Linked DNA regions of Homo sapiens: region 1 is linked to region 2. A link is a loop called in an ENCODE intact Hi-C map of the cell type or tissue named here. Cell type or tissue: Calu3. All regions are shown on one strand. Each heading gives the region's core, and the rest is flanking DNA. Links, peaks and the distances in the headings are about the cores only.

Evidence for each region. A loop is a pair of places that touch in the nucleus more often than their neighbours do. Peaks named below come from ENCODE experiments on the same cell type or tissue, not always from the same donor. Only the 100,000 strongest peaks of a DNase experiment are listed, where the experiment ranks them.
Region 1: a loop joins it to region 2, with 4 times the contacts of the local background. A loop is called at or near these places in 10 of 110 quality-filtered maps.

Annotation. Positions count from the first base shown.
Region 1 is chr12:18,300,923-18,303,739 of GRCh38, reverse strand. All of the region lies in intron 5 of PIK3C2G (phosphatidylinositol-4-phosphate 3-kinase catalytic subunit type 2 gamma), which reads right to left. The region is part of intron 1 of LOC124902890 (a long non-coding RNA gene); the gene reads left to right. Among named protein-coding and RNA genes, the nearest start is that of PIK3C2G, 41 kb to the right of the region's middle. In Calu3, for the core only: no CTCF peak of the experiment used is centred there; DNase peaks (open chromatin) are centred at 859 and 1,479.
Region 2 is chr12:18,249,147-18,251,963 of GRCh38, reverse strand. It overlaps a transcript of PIK3C2G not described here. Among named protein-coding and RNA genes, the nearest start is that of PIK3C2G, 11 kb to the left of the region's middle. In Calu3, for the core only: a CTCF peak has its summit at 1,445 (motif pointing left); a DNase peak (open chromatin) is centred at 1,454.

The DNA.
Region 1 (2,817 bases), core at 228-2,727, 52 kb before region 2:
CTTTTAAGTACAGTAAATTTTATTGTTTTACATAGAAGCTAATAAGAATTATTTTTAAGTTAAATTAGACAGAAAGACTTAGAGTAAGATTTTTGAGATAAGAAATTACTTAGGCTGGGTGTGGCAGCTCATGCCTGTAATCCCAGCACTTTGAGAGGCCAAGGTGGGCTGATCACTGGAGATGAGGAGTGAACCTGACCAACATGGTGAAGACCTGTCTCCACTAAAAATTCGAAATTAGATAGGCGTGGTGGTGCGTGCCTGTAATCCCAGCTACTCTGGAGGCTGAGGCAGGAGAATTGATTATAACTTGGGAGGCTGGGGTTGCGGTGAGCCAAGATCATGCCACTGCACTTCAGCCTGGGTGACAGAGTGAGACTGTGTCAGAAAGAAAGAAAGAAAGAGAGAGAGAGAAAGAGAGAAAGGAAAGAAAGGAAAGAGAAAGAAAGAAAGAAAGGAGAGAGGGAGGGAGGGAAGGAAGGAAGAAGGAAGGAAGGAGAGAGAAAGAGAGAAAGAAGGAAAGAAAAGAGAAAGAAAGGAAAAGAAAGAAAGAAGAGAGAGAAAGAGAAAGAAAGAAAGAGAAAGAAGAAAGAAAAGAAAAGAAAGAAAGAAAGAAAGAAAGAAGGAAAGAAAGAAAGAGAAAGAAAAGAAAAAGAAATTACTTAAATCACATAGGTTAGGCCCATCTACCACAGCCTACTGCATCTGTGTGTACCACTGGGGGGTCTGAGGACAGGCCTGCTCTGGTTTGCACTGCCCCTCCACCCCGTGCTCAAGCCTAACGTCTGGGACCCTGGGAATCACCCTGCCTCGTCTGCCACCCAGCCATGCATGTGCACCAAGAGGAAGCCTGACAAAAGACTTAGCCTGCCTGCCACATAGCACCCAAACATATCCGTGGGGCTGGGAATCACTGCATCCTGCCCATCACAGCTTGTACTCCTAAGTACCACTGGGGACCCTGAGGACAGTTCTGCCCTATCTAGTGCTACACCTCTAGTGCCCAACTACACTGCCCAGGTCCTTGGGAATCATGCCACCCTGTCTATGCCTGAAACACACCAGCAAAACATCAGATGGCCTGACAAAAGACCCACCAGGACCCAAGCATGCGAGGTGGGGACCTGGGGATTGAGCTGCTCTGCCTGCTTCTACTGGTGCACATGAACACCATCAGGGAGCTGCAAAACAGGCCCAAAATGCCTGTCATCAGTGCCCAAGCACCTTATCCAGAGTCCTGAGGATCGCCCTGCCCACCCATAACATTCTACTCCTGTGAACACCATCATAGAGCCTGAGGACAAGCCTGAATTGCATGGCACCACCACCACTGCTGGAACCCATTCACACAAGCCACTGGGGGACTTAGGGATTGGCTTGCCCACCTTGTCACTGCCACTGCTAGCACCAGTGTGAGCCTCCTGGGAGCCTGAGTGTTGCTTCTTCTCTGCTACTTTCATCATTGATTGTAGGCGCACTGCCAGGGGCCCCAAAACCTGCCTATCCACTCGGCCCTCTGCTGCCACTGCTGGCACCCAAGGAAGTCACCTGGGAGCCCAAGCATCAGTTCACCTGAGCCTGCTAAATCCAGTGCCCACATAGGCTACCCAGGAGCCCAAAGACAGCCATGGTTGGTCCACCACTACCACACTGGAAGCTGAGGTTTAATTCACCCAGTATCCTTGTCCCTAGCAAAGCCTCACCACTGCCTGAACTAACAACTGTAGCTTAAGCCACTGAGGAAATTACAGAAATCATTGATGCTGATTACAGCTAAAGGAATCACAAGAAATCACTGCTGTATTTGCCTAGAAAGAATGCTGAAGTTGTATACCCACCCACACTATAGATGTATCTGTAGGAAAAAGTCTTCCTCTATGAAAGCCTATCCAAAAAAATTGGAAGAAGTGACTATTACACTAATAGCATATATATTTTGTGTAAAGACATAAGAAATATAAAAAGCAAAGAAATATGAATCTTCAAGAGAACACAAAACTCTCCAGCCACGAATTTCATTCCAAAGAAAAGAAAATATATGAGATAACTTTTTAAAATAATGATATGAAAAAAACTCAGTGAGATACAAGAGAACACAAGCAAACAGCACAAAAAATCATAAAAACAATTCAGGATCTAAATAAGAGAGTAAAAAAAGAGACAAAAATAATAAAAAAGGAACAAACAAAAATTCTGGAACAAAAGAATTCAGTGAATGAAATAAGAAATATAACAAAGAGCTTTAACAATAGACTAGCTCAAGCAGAGAGAATTTCAGAACTTCATAATAGGTCTTTTGAAATAACCCAGTCAGACAAAAAAAAAGTAAAACAATATTTTCAAAATAAAGAAAGCCTATGTGACATATGGGACACCATAAAGCAACCAAATATTCACATTTTGGGTGTTCTATAAAGAGTGGAGATGGGCAAAGGCATAGCAGACCTATATAATAAAACAATAGCTGAAAACTTCCCAAGTTTTGCTAGGGATTTAGAAATCTATATATAGGAAGTTCAAAAATCCCCAAATAGATTCAACCCAAAAAGGTCTTTTCCATTGCACATTGTAGCCAAACTGTCAAAAGCCAAAGACAAAGAGTATTGTAAAAAGAGCAAGGGAAAAGCATTGAGTCACATGGAAGGAAATCGCCATCAGCCTAACAGCAAATTTATCAGCAGAAACTTTACAGGCCATGTAAGAATGAGATGATATATTCAAAATGCTCAAAGAAAGAAAAAAAGAAACCACTCTCAACCAAGAATACTCTACACAGCTAAGTTATACTTGCCAAATGAAGGAGATATAAAGTTGTTC
Region 2 (2,817 bases), core at 110-2,609:
ACACATTTAAAAATACTTGAGTAGAGTCTATTGCATTCAGAGATGGTGTGTTAGTAGAAACATGAATATTACAAAGTGTCACGTGTAATTTTGGTATCTTCATTCCTTTCTTCTTAAGATAAATTACTAGCTTAATTTGCAGACATCCTCCCAAATCCTGAAAATGACTGTGGTATGCATATTTCTATAATACATTGTAAATTGAGATGATAGAAAAGCCTTAATTTAACAAAAATCAAGCTATGGTTATTATTAATTTTTAAGAATCCAAATATTTGTGCTACGTATTTCAAGAAAAACAGATTAAGTATAATAGTATGACTCTTCAAATTTTAAGTGATGGATCTATGCCTTCCATTTCAACAGATATTTTAAACCATGGTGCATTGTGAAGATAATTTCATAAAAGTAAGAGTGGGACACATTGATGTATTTGTGATACTATAGGCTACACTAAATACATTGCACATGATGAATTTCAAATATATTTCTAGTCATTGTCTACTGTTATCACATGCTTAGAGTTTTACTAGAGATGCATTTGTAGTTTGTGTGATATAACAGGTAGTAAACAACAAGGCTCAAATAGACAAAAAAAAGCTCCCAGTATATAAATGACTATGACTAAAATTTCCAATTCTTCCAAAAACTGTAAGTTGACAGTTTTAAGTGGACTTTTCCATTCTAAATATAACAGTTTTCATTTGACCACTGAATAGGTTCTTGTTGCTTACATAAATAATGTGCTATAAATACTCACAATCTCAGGCAACATCACAGATGTTCTCCATCTGTCTTTGCATAGAAAACAGATCAATTTACTGTAGTCGAAATTTATTACATATAATGCTACATATGTTTTACTAGGCAAAGATTTCTAAAAACTCTAGAAAATTCAAGAATTAAGGAATTCTACTCTCTTTTCTGATTTCTTTGCTCTTTCTTCAATTTCCCCATACACTTATTAAATCCTCAGGTTTTAATAATGCCAGAAATATTTTAAATAATCACTAGAAGATCCATGAATTTCTATAGTTAATTATCTGATTTTGCACATGAATTCTCTGATTTTACGTATATTTTGAGTATAATACAATTATATGGCATGAAATGCTATTCAAATGCATTTATAGATAAATTTTATTAAATGTTAAAGCAGAAGTTGGTATTTCTCATGTAAGCCTGGCCTACTTTTCTAACATATCCCTTAATATTTTTGCTTATTTTGTTTTTAATATTGCACTTTCTAAATTGTTGTACTGCTAGTTTGCCTAGACAATTAGGTCACAGACATAGGAAAATGGTGATTTTAAAATGTTAGCAAGGAAAGGGCAGTAGGGCATTTATTTAATTTGAATACTCTTAGAATTGCAGTTAACTTGGATGTTAATGAAGGGAATATCTGCTTTGTTTCTGAGGGAAAGCAAACCTGCGTTTTTAACTATTCTACAGCGCCACCTTCTGGAAATGAAATGCTTCTCTAAATGTCAAGAAGCTCCTCGTGATTGTGGCTAAAAGAACTAGGACATGAGAAAAATCATGCCTTATGAGAACTATATATTATTTTTCAATCAAATATGTTTTTTCCCTTTGGGAGTATGAAAAAGGACAATAATGTACGGCAAATTCATAATAACAAAATGTTTTTCGACCGCTATACTGGGAATAAAATTCTGTCAATTTCACTTTTTTTTCTGTTGGTACAATTAAATAATAAAATTGTCCTGCTTCCATAATATGTGCCATTTTATATTACCTAGATATAGTACATAAAATGTATAAATCTATTTTCACCATAATAAGAACAAGCTAATTGTTAGCAGTTCCAGTCGATATTTTCTAAACTAGTGAACTTAACATTTTGTTTGCTTGAGACAGGAGAAAATCAGATTTTTCTGACTAATTCTGGTTACATTGAGTGAGCTAAACTTACAATTAGTTAGAGTTAAGATCTGTGTACAGGGCATCCCCCATTTACCTCCTTCAAGGAAATATTATTTTCACTGTGATATTATTAAAAGGCTTTTTTTTTTTAAAAAGGAACTATTAGTATTTATTAGTTGGAAGCTTATTCGAGTTAAGATGGGTTTGTAAAGAAAAGTTTAAAAAGGACAGTTTTATTTCTGAAATTTTAGCTTTGTGAAATATAAGATATTTCTGAGTTTTCACTTTTTTAATGAAAAAAGTTAGCAGAAGATTTTCAATTTCTAATTTCTGTTTAATTTATAATCCTGGTTGCTAAATGACTATGTAGATATATACTGTTCAAATAATATTAATGGTATCATACAACTGTTTGGCTAAATCTGGAGAAGCAAATTTATTTAGTAGTGAACAGTCGCTCCTGCCCATGATAGATATTACTAATTGATCTTGGCTCTATTTCTTACTTAGCCAGGAAGCTGTTTATACGATACTTTGCTTTAAAGTGCTATTCAATTTAATTTATGAAACATGGTTTATGGATTAACCAGGGCCTAGGAGGACCATGAGTAGGATGAAAAGGAAAATACTTGTAGTGGAAGTCAGGGAGAAAGAGAAGCAAGTAATACCAATTTTAAAGAAAAAGTGAAAACGTAGTTACTTTATCAATATAATTTATGTTGGAAATAGAGTTTATAGTATCAAACTATCTTCAATTAAATTCCACCATTAGATATTCATTCCTCTGAAAGTAATCATTTTTATTCAACAGTAAATACCTTTGAAAGGTCAAAAACATAATGCTATCCTAGTCACTAACAGTTCTATTAACTTTATTTCTTAAAATATCAGTCACCTTAGAAACATCTTTTCTTGAGTAAGGGTGGTGGCAGG